Regions from separate parts of the Mus musculus genome. Here region 1 is linked to region 2. The links are chromatin loops, found by intact Hi-C in ENCODE. Cell type or tissue: left cerebral cortex. All regions are shown on one strand. Links, peaks and the distances in the headings refer to the core of each region. The heading gives the core; the rest is flanking DNA.

What was found. A loop is a pair of places that touch in the nucleus more often than their neighbours do. Peaks named below come from ENCODE experiments on the same cell type or tissue, not always from the same donor. Only the 100,000 strongest peaks of a DNase experiment are listed, where the experiment ranks them.
Region 1: a loop joins it to region 2, with 4 times the contacts of the local background. A loop is called at or near these places in 7 of 42 quality-filtered maps.

The regions. Positions count from the first base shown.
Region 1 is chr2:109,690,384-109,698,198 of GRCm38, reverse strand. It overlaps Bdnf (brain derived neurotrophic factor), which reads right to left and starts at 4,636. Exons shown (of 2, transcript NM_001048142.1): 1 at 4,290-4,636. In left cerebral cortex, for the core only: a CTCF peak has its summit at 3,170 (motif pointing right); DNase peaks (open chromatin) are centred at 3,177, 3,855 and 4,510; H3K4me3 peaks cover 1,898 bases; H3K27ac peaks cover 418 bases.
Region 2 is chr2:107,970,042-107,977,856 of GRCm38, reverse strand. No RefSeq gene overlaps it. Among named protein-coding and RNA genes, the nearest start is that of Gm39904, 51 kb to the right of the region's middle. In left cerebral cortex, for the core only: a CTCF peak has its summit at 4,095 (motif pointing left); a DNase peak (open chromatin) is centred at 4,144.

The sequences.
Region 1 (7,815 bases), core at 2,212-4,711, 1.7 Mb before region 2:
ACTTTGGTACTTACATAAATGAAATTTGCCATACTGCTTGTAATTCATTCTTTCTTTCATCTATCTATCTATCTATCTATCTATCTATCTATCTATCTATCTATCTATCTACCTATCGATCTGATAGCATTCCCTTCCCCCTTAACAATTTTCAAATACCCATGCAACTACTGAGTTTCGTCATTTTTTTTTTAAATCTATCAACAATGACTCCATTATTCAGTAATTGGGTCCATAACTTTCTGAAGTTTTCATATTCCTGTGATAGAGTGATGGAAGTTTAGTAATTCTTTGAAATATAAAATTACTTAGGATTATTGCTTTTAGGCCTTTTGGCTAAGATCAAGTGTAAAATTATTTAGGATTAATAATCTCATCCCTAAGTGGAAGATGGAGGGGCTTTAAGGATGCACTTCCCTAAGTTTTAAAGTACTAAAGCTTTAGTGATGTTTCCAAGGGTTAACTCCCCAATGCCAGTGACAAACGGATTTCATTTGCCAACATCATTTACTTCTTAGCATTACTCCATACTAGACAGAATAAATGGAGGCCAGAGTGTAACCAATACGTCTACTCATTCACTTCTGATGCCCATCTGGGCATGTTATCCATCCTAATAAAGAAAATTTATCATAATGCAACTTAATGTGATTATCCTTCAAATGGCTCCTTCTGCCTCCAGTGAACAACAGCCAGCATTTTCAAGTTGGAATTCTGCAAAACTCTCTTCTGATTCCTCTTTAAAATGCAATTCACAGCTTGAGCTCACAGAGCCTGCCAGTGGCTGAATGGCTGCACTAGGCGGCTGAGAGTCCTTCAATTAAGCAGCAATTTTGCAATTAGTGGAAACGAAGTGCTTCATAACAATTGTTTGAAAACAAGTTGAGACAAGTGAGCAATTACCCCATTAAAAAGAGATACTCACTGTCACAGGACCAAAAGAGCCCCCTCACACAAACGGAAACCGTCCCCACAAGGAGAGAAACACAGGCTGGTGTTTTAACCATTAGCAGGAGATCAGTACACTATAACTGCTGCAGCAGGAGTGTGTCTTCCATAACAGTCAAAGGTTTAGCTGCCCTCCTCTTGCTGTGTTCTGTTTTCATTCAGAAAATCCACAACTGCTCTTTGCTCTACTCCGGGACTAAATTCCTACACCTTAAATTCTTAATGAACTACTTGTGTGTGACCTTTCCTTCCATGTCGTGCATCTCAGATTCTCTTGGTGATTAGAAGATAACATCTATAGAACCCAAATCTGCCAACTGTGCTACAATTTACAACATATAGGGTATGTGGAGTGTGGGGAAAGAAGGGGGGAAGGGGGAGATGGATTTTACTAAAGGCTTCAAAGATGAATCTAAAAAAGAATAAAAACAAGCTGGTTGCTATACTATCAGGTGGGCGTGCTCAGCCTGCTCCGTGTGCCAAGCTACAACCCAGAGCTATTTATATTCGGAAGAAATGAGATTATTGGGACTATTAAAAAGAATTGGACTCTTAAAACATTACAGGAAGCTGGGAACAGCTTATATTTTAATGGTGCCCCCTTTAAAAGAAAATCCAAGACTTTGTGCTAGGATTTTAGAAATTTGCATTTACATTTAATATGATTTCTCCCTCCCAGCGAGTCAAGATGAACTAGAAGTAACCCAGCTCCTTTTCTCTCTTGGGACCTTTAGGAGATTTAAGCAACCATGGCTGCAGTTTAGGCAAATGATCACTTTCTAGGTTCCTCTTGTATGCAGTTAAAAGGGTGCATACTTTCAAGGCATCCTAAACCAGATTTCCTAAATGATTTAATTTCTGGATGCATAAAGGTTTGCAATCCTTTCAAATGACCTTAAGTAGCACCCTAAAACAAGCATGATTCCAAACTACAAACTAAGCTCTGAATGGGCTGTGAGAGACTCTAGAAGTATGTGAAAAATTACTGTTAGTCTGTTTTAAAAAATGTTATGTCTAAGTGTGTCTGCAATGGTCTAATGCTTCAAGATGTCTACGTCATGCACAACAGTCTTGTTTATCTGGGAATTATTTCTTTCTTCCTGAATCATTTATAAACAGGAAAATTTTAATGACGTAAAACAGTTCTCTATACAACGTGTGTTCTGTGTCGTTGTATTTACTATTAATATTTACCAATATTTATCCCATTTTTACAAAATAACATAGAAGAGGAACAGAAAACAACTTTATGATTCTGGAATTCCAATAATGGTAACTACCATATTTCAAATTCCAGTAGAGATTACGTTTCAACAAGTCTCTCTCTCTCTCTCTCTCTCTCTCTCTCTCTCTCTCTCTCTCTCTCTCTCTTGCCTTGGGGAGGAGGGGAGGAAGAACAAACCAAAACCTCCAAACCTTATGAAAAATCAGTGAACTGCAGTAATTATTTTTAAAGCTCCCTAATGTTATTTCATCCTCTGCGCCTGACTAAGCCTATTGTGTGTAACAGCTTGAACCGCTCTTGTTCTAACCTCAGATACCTCCGACCTGAAAATAGTGTCTCAAACTTACAGGGGCCCGGATGCTTAGAGGAATCAAACCCGTAAATAAAATAAATAAATAAATAATGCAACAAGACAAAACAAAAATCAATCGAAGGATCAAAATGGCTTTTGACCTTATAACTAATGTATAAAAGAATCGATTTTTGGAGAAGAATTAAAAGAGGGGTATATTTTTCAGTAAGTTGATCCAATTGTTGGGAAGGGGGAGTCATTTAGCCTTTCATATACAATTAGATAACAATTACTGTTCCTAATTATACATCGCTTTCTTTTTAAAAAAAGGATAAGTTCTAGAAGGATTAATAAACAGGCAGAAACATACTTCCAGACAAGAACATCCTGTATTCTTGTGAGAGGGGCTAAAAGGCTGTTGTTGACGCTGAGAAGACGGATATTTTAGGATGCCGGGAAGACCCTCAAGTAAGATCAAGAAAATCCTAGCACTTAGTCAATGGTATCTCAAAGCACCCCGGCAACTCAAGGAAAGAAATGCAACAAGCCAAAATTCCGAACCGAGCCGCACATCTTCAGGAAGCTGTTTCAAAACGCCACTCAACAAGTTTCTACTCGCAACCCCCATAACGACCAGCAAAACTGCCCCTAAAACACTTCCCCGCCCCCATTCGACGAGCCCCAGCAGCTACTCTTGCCAGTGTGGCCAGAAGAGGGCACCCTCTACCTTCCTAGCTCAGCTCTCCTGGCCCTCCCCTCCCTCCTCCTTGGATCCTCCCTCTCTCCCTCCGGCTCCCCCCATCCCCAAGTCCCCATCCCCAGTTTCCTAGCCCAGGCTCCACCCCCAACTCACGAATTGTTTTCACTAAAACACCAGTTCAAACTCAAACTCACAGCCTGTGGCTCACCGCCCTCAGCAGCCCCGGGGGGAACAACACCACCCCCCCCCCACCCCCGGCAGCAATTTCCCCTTCTTCCTTGTCATCAAGCACAAAGCCCCCATCTTCAGCTATTTCTTTCTACGCTTAGGTCGCTTATCCATTGCTCTTCCTGTTTCAGCATCCCTGGAAATCAAAACTAGCCTCTTCATCCTCCATAAACACCCAACCTACTCCCGGATGAAAGTCAAAACTTTCACTTCCTCAGGAGGATGCCCAAAGGGAGGTGCGCAGGATGGACAGAGGGTCGGATACAGGCTGTCCTGGAGTTCCGCAGACCCTTTCAGGCCCCAGCGATAAGAAGGGTCCCAAGTTTTCCTAGTTAAACGTTGACCTTGGACCTGTAAGTAAGCTTTGGTAGTACTCCCTAGAGAGCAGGTGACAGTGAACAGCCTGTTGTGATACCCAGGAAAAGAGATGAGGACAGAAGGCGCCAAGACCCATTCTCGGACTACACACCACCCCGGTCCAAATTTGCGTGGAGAGTGCCTAAGCCGGTGGTAAGGGCTCTCATCCCAGCCCTGTCCCGGTGCCATCCGTCTGAGCCCCCAACAGCTGTCGCTCTATATCTCTCTCACCACCCTTCCTCGTCTGCGGGAGGACTTCGGGGATCCCCGGGACGCAGGCTTAGCTCCCATGGCGCAAGTCGTCCTCTTCCCTTGGCTTTTTCTCTCACACTGAAGGGATTCCTGGGGTCGCACTGTCCCTCAGAGTCGTGGGATCCCGGGAGAACGCTCCCCAGGAGCAAGCCCGCCCCTCCGCTGTCCCGGGACGAAGGTGAAGCCGGAGTTCTGCAGTCCCACAACTTCTCAGTCCCCTAGCCAACTTTCCCGGGCGCACGCGCCTCTGGCTCTCGCACTTAGCCCCACGCCCCGCAGTCGCCTACCTCAGGGTCCACACAAAGCTCTCGGATCCCCGGCAGTGGAGTCACATTGTTGTCACGCTTCTGGTCCCTGCGCCCTGCCCTGGGCCCCGTGCGCTTTCTCGTCTGCCCCAAGGCAGTGGTGGCAGTTGAAGGAACCGGGTCTCATCAAAGCCTCCCAGGCGGAGGTGGCGCGCCGCCCCAGGCGGTTTCCTTCTCCAAGCCCGGGAGTCCCGGGCGCACTGGGAACCGTGCGACAGCCAGCCAGCGGGTGCGCCCCGGCACGGCAGCAGCGACGGGCACCCAGAGCTCAGCCAGAGCCAGGCACTGGGGTCAGACATTATTTAGCTCTTCGGTTGAGCTTCGATTGGTCAGACAGCGCCGCCCCTATCCCCTCCCTGCTCCGCCGCGCCACCGATACCCATTGGGGTGGCTGCTTAAAGGGGACGACGCGCCTTTTCCTTGCGGGGGCTCAGCCCTCGGAAGCCCTCGGAAGCCCTCGGAAGCCCTCGGGGTATCCCTGATCGCCTTGCACTGGCTTCTCTCCATTTCCCCGGAGCTCGCTGCTTAAACCCAAAGCTCTGTGCCTGCCCTCTGCGGTCTCCGCAGGGTGCCCTTTGCTAGGAGGGGTGGTCGAATCCCGGTTCCTAGGCACCCTACTCCCCGCAATGTGCTCTAGAGTAGGAGGAAGCGAGTGTGAGTCTCACACGTTCAAATCTTTCTCCCCTGGTTTGCAACTCTCCCCATCTTTTCCATCCCAGCACCCAAGTTCTGTGGGAGAGGGCGTGCATCCACCCCCACCCCCAGGCCCCGGCCCCAGACACACCTTCCCGCACCTTCCCGCACCACAAAGCTAGAAAAAGCGAACACACAATGAAACTACACAGAGTGTGCGGGGTTATGGTTTACTCCGCTACCTTAAACACATCGGCTTAACCAGAGTTTGCGCCCTGACCTCTCCGGAGTGTGCCTAATAGAATTCAATCAAGATAATAACAGTATTTTTTATTAATGAATAACCCCGGATAGCATTACACCAAGTTACTGCTTCTAGCCGGGAAGCCTAGGCAATAACAGACCTCACTAAAGCCATATGCTTCCCAGCAGACCAAACGGGGGCGGGGGGGGGGGTGAGGAAAGAGAAAGAAAAGAAACCCACCTTTTTCAGTCACTACTTGTCAAAGTAAACATCAAGGCAGCTGCTCTGGGGAAGACCGGTCCCCAAGGTTCTAGACTCTTACTATATATTTCCCCTTCTCTTCAGTTAAAAGGGGGAGGGGGCGAGTCTTTGGTGGCCGATATGTACTCCTGTTCTGCAGCAAAGAAGTTAAATTATTGATAGTGGAAATTGCATGGCGGAGGTAATACTCGCACGCCTTCAGCGAGAAGCTCCATTTGATCTAGGCAGAGGCTGGGAGATTTCATGCTAGCTCGCCGGGGGTGGGTGGGGGGAGCGGCAGCGAGAGCAGTCCTCTCCTCGGTGAATGGGAAAGTGGGTGGGAGTCCACGAGAGGGCTCCACGCTGCCTTGACGTGAGCTGTCATATGATACCTCCTCTGCCTCGAAATAGACACTCTAGTGCACGAATTACCAGAATCAGAATTCCGCGCATTTAAAATGATACATCTTTTATTAGAAGAATTCCGTTCCAGGGCATTGCATGCTTTGTAGATGTTTTCACTTCCAGTCCTAGCAAATTCACGCACACAGAAGCCAAGCCTGTCATTATCTAGGCAGCAACAACACATCAATATATATATGTATATATACTTAACCAGGATTTAGGGTGAGGGGTGGGTAGCTCACTAAGCCCCCTTCCTCTAGAGCAGAGAGTGGTCTTTGGACCGTTTTTGTTTGGTTGTTTGATTTTTTTTTTAACCTATGAGAGATCAGTTACATGACTAGGTTCTGGAGGGCTACTTTCATTTAGCTGTATGATAAACTCTGCCAAGTGTCTACCTGGATTGCTGCTTTGTTAAACGTTGCCCCTCTAATCCAGCCAATAAGTAAAGGCTAGGGCAGACAGACCTTTATTATTCATTTTATTTTATTTTTTTTTAGAAAAAAATATAAAAGAACAAGAGGGCAGTATTGAGCACGGTGCCACAGCCTCTTGTTAACATAATCACCTGTCTGAGGATTAAAAGAGAGGCTCCTTCTTCTAAGGCTGGCCTTTAGTATGTCTGAGACAGGGCCCAGTGATTAGCACTGTAATAAGCAATTCATTCACAGACGATTTCAAGTCACCGTGAAAAATTGGCATATGTGACTCAGAAAGGAGGCAAAAATGGGTATCCGAGACTCTTGCACCCCAACTTCTGTGACCCCTTGTATGTGAATGCTTGTGAAATCTGAATGACTTAATCGTTGTTAAGGCATTGCTGTATGACTGTATCTGAATGCTTAAACATTAAATTTCCTAGAGGAAAGGAGGTTCATAACAGTTCTTTTTCCCAGATGTCTGTTGTCACCAGAGTGGGCTATTGTACTGAATATATGGCGGTAGTGTATACTGAGATTCATTTACCAAGGGCTGATGGTTAACAAAGTGAAATTACTAATATTTGCTATTTGAAAGCTTCCAAAACCTGCTGACAGAAATCTTTCTGTTTTATAAGTGAAGAACCAGAGATTCAATACCTTATAGTAATTCAACCAAGAATACCAGAGATCCACCCTTAAAGACCTCAAAAGCTCAAGCGAGAAAGGCCTCCTCCTTCTACCCTTTGTCCTTCAGTAAAGGGAAATCATCAGAACTCAAGCTACTTTAGAGTCCCCTTACAAATTGTTGCTCTGGATAGTCAGGCTATTCAAATATATGCACACTCTCAGAGTGTCACTCACAGTTCGCTTTGCCCCACTGACAACTTGGTGGAGCATGTGATCAAAACAAAGGATCTTACAACACAGATGATAGAGGGCATGAAGCTAGGCTTGGGCCACCTTAAAGACCCTCTGTTTCTTCCTAGGTTATAGGCTGAATATAACCATGATTTCTTCTATCATCATAACTTAAGTGACTATATTACAATCTTTAAAGCTACTGGTATATCTTTAAAAAGGACTGGAGGAGTCCTACCTGCAATTTTAAAAGGTAAATAATTTTAAATCAGCTTCAAACAAATGTCTACTTTCCAACTTTACATTTGTTAGGAATGGGTTTTGCCCCCAGGGTTTTGTAACCTGTTAAAATTTACTTCTTTTCCAAAAACTCTGTTGCAAGCAAATGTCTTTGCTAGCACCTGTGTTGCTGCTCAGGTAGATATTATGTCAGATCTCTATACTATGGAACTTACATTACCCTGTTAGCACTTCCTCAGGGTGGAACCATGCTTTCACCCTGAGACTCTGATTGGATGGCTGATCCTGTTAGTCTCACTCTCCTTTGACACCATAGACATAAATGCTTGTGTCTTCCTTTTCCAGTGGGTGGTGCATTTTCACTGAGAAAAAGAAGGAGCCAGAAAGGCAGGAGTATTTGGGGATAGAAGATCAAGTACCAATTCAGATAAACCTGAGCAAGTAGACTTCTTCTTCCCACTTTTGAGTA
Region 2 (7,815 bases), core at 2,804-5,303:
CTCTTTTTCTGTAAGGACTTCTACCTGTTTGATTGTGTTTTCCTGTTTTTCTTTAAGGACTTGTAACTCTTTAGCAGTGTTCTCCTGTATTTCTTTAAGTGATTTATTAAAGTCCTTCTTGATGTCCTCTACCATCATCATGAGATATGCTTTTAAATCTAGGTCTAGGTTCTCAGGTGTGTTGGGGTTCCCTGGACTGGGCGAAGTGGGTGTGCTGGGTTCTGGTGATGGTGAGTGGTCTTGGTTCCTGTTAGTAAGATTCCTCCGTTTACCTTTCGCCATCTGGTAATCTCTGGAGTTAGTAGTTATAGTTGACTCTGTTTAGAGATTGTTCTTCTGGTGATTCTGTTACCGTCTATCAGCAGACCTGGGAGACAGATTCTCTCCTCTGAGTTTCAGTGCTCAGAGCACTCTCTGCTGGCAAGCTCTCTTACAGGGAAGGTGCGCAGATATCTTGTATTTGGACCTCCTCCTGGCCGAAGAAGAAGGCCCAAAACAGGACCTTTCTCAGACAGTGTGTTGCTTTGGCAGTTCCCAGGTGGTACAGACTCTCACCTAAGCAGACTAAATTCCTAAGTTCCTTGGAGTCCCGGGACCAAGATGGCGACCGCTGCTGCTGTGGCTTAGGCCGCCTCCCCAGCCGGGCGGGCACCTGTCCTCCGGTCCGGGAGGTGGCCGGCTGTCCCCGGCCCACACAGGGTGCTGCCTCAGCGCCTCTGTGCTTCTGCCTGTTCCAGAAGCTGTCAGGTTCTCTGGCGCACCCTCTCACCTGTTCAGACTAATTTCCTAAGTTCGGCGGGTCCCGGACCAAGATGGCGACCGCTGCTGCTGTGGCTTAGGCCGCCTCCCCAGCCGGGCGGGCACCTGTCCTCCGGTCCGGACGTTGGCTGGCTGTCCCCAGCCCACAAAGGGTGCTGCCTCAGCGCCTCTGTGCTTTCGCCTGTTCCAGAAGCTGTCAGGTTCTCTGGCGCACCCTCTCACCTGTTCAGACTAATTTCCTAAGTTCGGAGGGTCCCGGACCAAGATGGCGACCGCTCGAATTTGAATATCCTCATAGGATGATGTTTGAGTTCTTGGTTCCTACTTAGTGGAACTGCCCGGGAATGATTGGGAGGAGTGGGCTTGTTTGAACAAGTGTACTCTTGGAGGAAGTTTGTCATTAGTGCTTTGAGGTTTAAAAAGCCTATGCCAGGCCTAGTCTCTCTTAATCTCTTTTTCTTTTCCCTTCTACCCACCTCCTCCTGTACAATGCCTACAGACTAACATGTAAACTCTCAGTTACTGCTCCAGCACTATCTTTATATGATTCTGCTATGATGATCATGGAGGAACACTCTAAAACTATAAGTAATCGCCAAAACAAATTTCTTCTTATATTGATCATTCCATTCGTTGACATCTCAAATGATAATCCCCTTCCCAGTTTCCCCTCTACAAATCCACCCATCCCACATCTGCCCTCTCCACCCTCCCCTCTGCCTCTATGAGGGTACTCCCTTACCCACCCACTCCTGCTCCACCTCTCCAGCATCCCCCTATGCTGGGGCATCAAACCTCCCCAGGACCAAGGACCTACCCTCCCATTGATGTCAGACAAGGCAATATGTATCCGGAGCCATGGATCCCTCCCTGTATATTTTTATGACTTGCTTTGAGCATGCTGTCTCTTTATAGCAACACAGTATTAACTAAGACAGTACTTGTCTACTCAGAATCAATTCTGAAGTTTTGGAATGTTGTGAAGCAAGTAAGGAATGGAATTGGGTAATATCTCTGACAGAATTTGAAAATCATGGATACTGAGAGAGCAAAAACCGATGAAGTTGTGATTTTTGCTACTGAAGAAAAAAGTGTCTTTTTTTCCCTTTTTTTTTTTGTTGTTGTTGTTGTTTGTTTTTTGTTCTTTGTGAGACAGGGTTTCTCTGTGAAGCCCTGGCTGTCCATGAACTCAGAAATCTGCCTGCCCCTGCCTCCCAAGTGCTGGGGTTGAAAAAAAAAGTTTTAATAAACAAAGAAAGAAAATAAGTTTTAAAAAGTTAAATAATTAATTCAGAATATATTTTGGATTGGGTAAAATGTCCAGGAAATGCATTCAGTCAGAAGGATAGCAATAGCCAAGAAGATTCCTTGTCTAGGAGTTTTTTTCAACATCTTAGAAGCTACGTTTGAACAAGTCTGTTGGAAGTTTTTTTATTTGCAAAGAATAGTTATGATAATATTTTTTAAAGCTTACAGTCCCAGCAATGTCAATTTGGCTTTCCACAAGCTTTGAAGTCAATTGACTTAGTCATTAGATTTTACCATGTTAACTACTTAGAAAATGCAGAAGGCATCTAAAAAGTAGAAGGAATGTTCATTTAAATTTATTTTAATAAATAAAACTTGGAACTCTCTAGAATACCCATCCTCTGTCTATAACCTACACTTTTATTTTCATAATACTTAGGGTCATGTCATCTTTCAAGTAGAAGTGTTTTTCTATTCACAAAATTCATGTGTCCCTGAGATTGTTTTATATAATAAAGCATTCTCCAAAATGAATATGTTTTTCACAATTGATTCTAAAATATAAGATTTTCTAAGAAACAAACAATGGTAACTATACACATTGTACCAGCTTTACATTCACAAAAAGGATAAATAAGCATACAAGAAAAAGGAAATTGGATTGCCAAGTAGAACAGTAAAAATTCTCCATAGAATGACTATAGGCTCAAAACAGTTCCCCCCCACCAATATTCATAGGTTCATTTTTTAGTTCATTCTATGGAAAGCTGCTTGTGCTTAGATATTGTTTCTTTCATAAAATTTGCAGTCTAGACATAGCCTAGTGATAACTCACTATGAATCAATAAATACTTCAAACGGCGGAAAGTGGCATGCAGAAAAGAGGCAAAGCTAACTGGGTTCTAAATACAGAGATGTGTACAGACTTCAGAAGAAAGACTATAGTAAGGTTTTTATTTTTGTTCTTTCTTATAAGCAAGATATCCTTAGTGAAAGGATAAGAGAGCCAATTTCTACTACTAAGAGGTACGGCTGGGAAAATAATTCAGGTGACACCCATACTGTGCTATTATTTTTTTCACAGGTGGTCCTGACAAATAACCCAAAAATTTTTGGGTTCAGTGACTCAGAAACATAGACTTCCATTTTGTCTTCATCTGCATTGGTATCATAAGTATAAGCAATATGATGCAGAAAGTGAAAGACATTTACTGAACAGCTCTAGGGAACTGATTAAACATTATCTCAGACTCTTAGTTGGTCTAGTTATTTCAACAAGGAAGAGATAAGTTTACAAAACACTTTTTTCACAACTAGTTTGAGTGTTATATTTAACAAGTTATCCACCATGCCTCATAAATTCACATATATATCATTAGTATATCAAACTGACTTCTAGTAAAAGGTACTTTCAAAATATTAAAGAACGAGGAGCAAAATATCTGTTCAGGAACCTTTGAAAATCAGTTCTACCCAGATGTAAAATGTCAAGGAAGTAGAAGGTTAAAAATTCATTTACATATGGGATATGGTTTAGTGAAATGTGCATAAGAGTTGTAAGATTTTTCAAATACCAATATTCTTTGACTTTTTGCAGTCAAATTTTCTCTCATATAAGATGTTTTCTTTAATACATTCTGTTTCCATTTTAAAGCCTTTTTTCTATGCTATTCATAAAAGAAGTATCTCTACTTACCAAATGTAAGGCTTAGATAAATGTATAGTAATAGTATGACCCCAACATTACACACACACACACACACACACACACAAACACACTCACACACAAACACACTCACACAGCGTTTGGTAATTCAGTTTCATGAAAATTTCAGTTTAGATAAATCACAAGGTTGAAAGGGGGCTTTAAAGTTAAGAATGTTGAAAAGTCAAGCACTTAACAAATCTGAAACACTGATATTTCCGTTTTGTAAACCATCAATGGGTCACTCTGGGATGATGGAAATGGTACATTGCTTTTGGTTGAGTGGTAGTCAATTGTGGAGGAAAATGGCTGAAATGGATCACAAACCACAGTCCAAAACATTTCCGGATCTGACTTCTGTGCAGGAGAGACACGCTGGAGCCATCTAGTGGGACACCGTCTTAGAAACAGAAGGTGTGACTACAGCCTGGGTTTAGAGCTGAGCAAAAGTCTAACTGCAGCTCTGGCACAAACCAACTCCCAGAACAGTCTCACTCAGATGTGTCATCATTTCAGGAAGGCAGCCTCTGCTGCAGATGCCTGATTCTAGGAATGCAGCTAACTTCAATCACCCTGCCTCACTCTCTCTGGCTACCACTTCCTTGAGTACTATTCTGAGATGTGCATCATCTGGTGACCTAGAAGGGTAGAATTCATAAACAATAGCTATTTTGATAAGTGAACCCATTAGGCACACACCAAAACAAGTATAGGACTGCATCCATCCAGAAGAAATTTAACACAGATCTGGCTTAATTATTGACTCTCACTTAGCTCTACCTGTCTTTAAATAGTCACTTTTGACCAGACGTTCCATTGTGAAAGGTTTTTATTGGTTCTAAAGGTATTATAATAGTTTGGGCAATGCCTTGTTTTGATTTCTACTTATCAAGCTTGAAAATGGGCCTTTCCCTATTACTGAAGCCTAAAGTTTCTCTATGGCACTAGATGGAGCAGATGAAGATCTAATTGGAAAAAATTTTACCCAGAGCCAGACCTGTTAATGCACTTGATTGTTGATATGATGAGCTATTTTTACAAAAGGAAGGAATAAGTGATTCTGGTTCACAATTCAAGGGTCTGTGCTCCATCATAGTGAGGCAGGAATGGTGGCAGAAGCATGACTACAGGGAGTCACATTACATCCAGAACAAACCAATGAACGTTATTGTACAGCTCCATCTTTTCTGTGTATTCCACCCAAGATGACGGATAGCCCATGACATGGTGTTTATGTACACTTAGATGGGCTCATTTACCCTAATCTAGATAATCCTTCATGGATATCTCTTCAGTAATTCAAGAGTTTGTCAAGTTGACAATAATAAGCACCATGGGTAGATTCTTTCTACTCATCTTGTCTAATTTCTTTTTCTTTGTAAATAAAACTTTATTGATGTTTTTCTTAAATTTAATTATTTATTAAAAATCAACATAGGTCTTGTAATGCATATATGCATAAATGTGATGTTAACTGGGATGAGGCATGGAGATATGGCACTTCAGTTAAGAGCACTGACTATTTTTCCAGAGGAACCAAGTCATTCAATTCCTAGCAGCCAGGTAATGTCACTTCCATGGGATCCGGTGTCCTCTTCATCTTCTGAAACCAGGCAAGTGGAACACAGACAAACATGCAGGAAAACACTGATAAACAATTTTATTTTTAATACAGGGTGTTGGGAGAATCCCTCAGAGTTTTTTGTTTCAGGTAGTTCTGGGACAGGAGCCAAGAATTTTCATGTAGATTCCCCATAGATACTGTTTGTTCTTGACCAAGACAGGGTACATTGGAAGATGAAACATGGAGGATGAAAACAGGAAAACATGACATTTGATCATGCTAACATGAAAATGTCCTTCCTAAGCTCTCAAACATTCAGTAGTTTTCTGTTCTTGGTCATTTTATGTTTTTTTTTCAATTCACCTAATTCTTCAAATAAGGTCTTTTGAAGAATTCCATTGTGTAAGATAGATATGTGTAAAGACTAAGTGAGAAGATGAAAACCCAAGAGCTCATCTGGTCTCCCTCACTCCCCACAGATTTCCACTTTAGACCCTAGGGCTGCCTGCACAGAAACCTTAAACTACCCAAGAACAGTTGGAGACCAAAGTGTTCTAAGAAGTTGTGTACCCCACTCACATCCCTCCTCCAAATGCCAACAGTTCCTCATAAGTTTTTGTTCATCATCCTGTCTTTTCTCTTCTGGTTGAAATAGAATTTCCTACAAAATGCTTCTCTTGCATCTTACACTTAATATATTTTATTAGACTGAGTGGAGGGAAACAGTGATATAAACAAAGGTACATCAAAGGTACATAGCTTTCTTTTAAGGATGGATACGACTTGTGTTTCACAGCACTGATGGGGATGGTCTGAAATAGGTGAAGGAGGGGTATTTTCACCACTACCAGATTGTATCACTACAAGGAGAATGAGTTGAAAATTCTTATCACCCCAACTTCTACCACACTCACCAATACGTCAACTTTCTATCAAGTCTAATGGGTAATTTTAATGATACATGAGGAGCCCTTAAAGTCCATAGGTAATCACCACATTATCTCACTCAGATCCTTAGTGATGCTTTAGGGCAGAATTAATTGATAGCATGTGAATATTATTCTATTGTAGATATATTTTTTCTGTTTTGTAAATGAATCTTTGACCCTTAACTATCACCTAAAAATTGAAACATGGGATGATTGAATATAGAATCCATCTATTTCTAAATTTTAAGATCTGTTTTACTGTCTATGAATTTTCTTTTTTTAAAAAAGAATAGTCCAATATTTGATTATAGATACAACTCACTCTTATCAGAGATAAGAGATTAATCAAATTGAGGGTAGGTACTCCTTTGAAATTTTCTAGAAAAGTAGGGTTTTAGAATTTAAAATATTCTTCAGAAAACAAGTGTTCATTCTTGCTTGTATTATTTTTATTTTCGAAGGCAGATACAGATTTTGTTGAAATATTTAATATAATCAGTATCATATTTATTTGAGAATTTATATGAGTGTCTCTGTGTCCCTTGCCAGGGACCTTTTTCCTTAAATTGAGGACTTGAATTTAAATTCACCATTCTTTATAGCATATACTGCATAGTTCTTTTTTTTCAGTCTCCTTTTGCTTTGAGTCCAGCAAAAAGAGGAAAGAGATGAAAGTTAAGACTAGCATATGTGTAATATGACAGAGTAAAAATGAGAATTATAAGATCAATTCTAAGTCACAATACACACACACAGACACACACACACACAAACACACACACACACAAACATACACACACACACACACACACACACACACACACACACACACACGCACGCACACACACACAACAGAAGAGGAAAAAGAACAGAAAAGATAAACTCCTCCAGAAGAATCTTCTTTATTTCCTATGGTGAGAAAGCGGCATTTTGGAGTACACTTAGGAAATTTGGGTAGTCATCCCCAAATATATATTCAAAGCCAAAAGATGTATGATTTGTCGAGGGCTGTTACAAAGACTGTGCCCTTAACCCAAACAAGCGTCATCTTCGGGGAGATTTTTATTCGTGTGATCAATTCATATCTGGACAGGTCTTCTGCTGGTTGGCATAGCAACTAACTGAAGTTCATTGAACTTTTAGATGTGTGTGCTAGCAGTCTAAAACTGATTTCCCCCCATGGGCATCAGAAAAGGCTTTCTTTGTTAGACCTTTCCAGTTGCATTCAAAAATACATCATTTTGCTTAAGCCTGAAAACACACATATGTGAGCTTTTGGAAAGAAATATTACTAAAATTGAATCTATCATGTAACATCATATTTACTTCTCTATTTTTCTCTATTTCTCTCTCCCTGAAAGAAACATTGTTGTGTAATAACTTTATTAGATTACTTCCAAGATTTTGTTATCTTTAAAAATGTTGCTGAATACATCTAGATGGTGGTTTTGTATCACGTATTTAGCTTTTTCTTGGTTGCAGGTTTAGAAGCATTTTCTCCACTTAAGGTAAAGCTCTGTAATGTAACTTTATGTATCCTTTGTTAGAAAAGGTTTAATAGATGCAGATATAAAAGGCAACAAGATAATCTTATGAACTTGTACTATGGA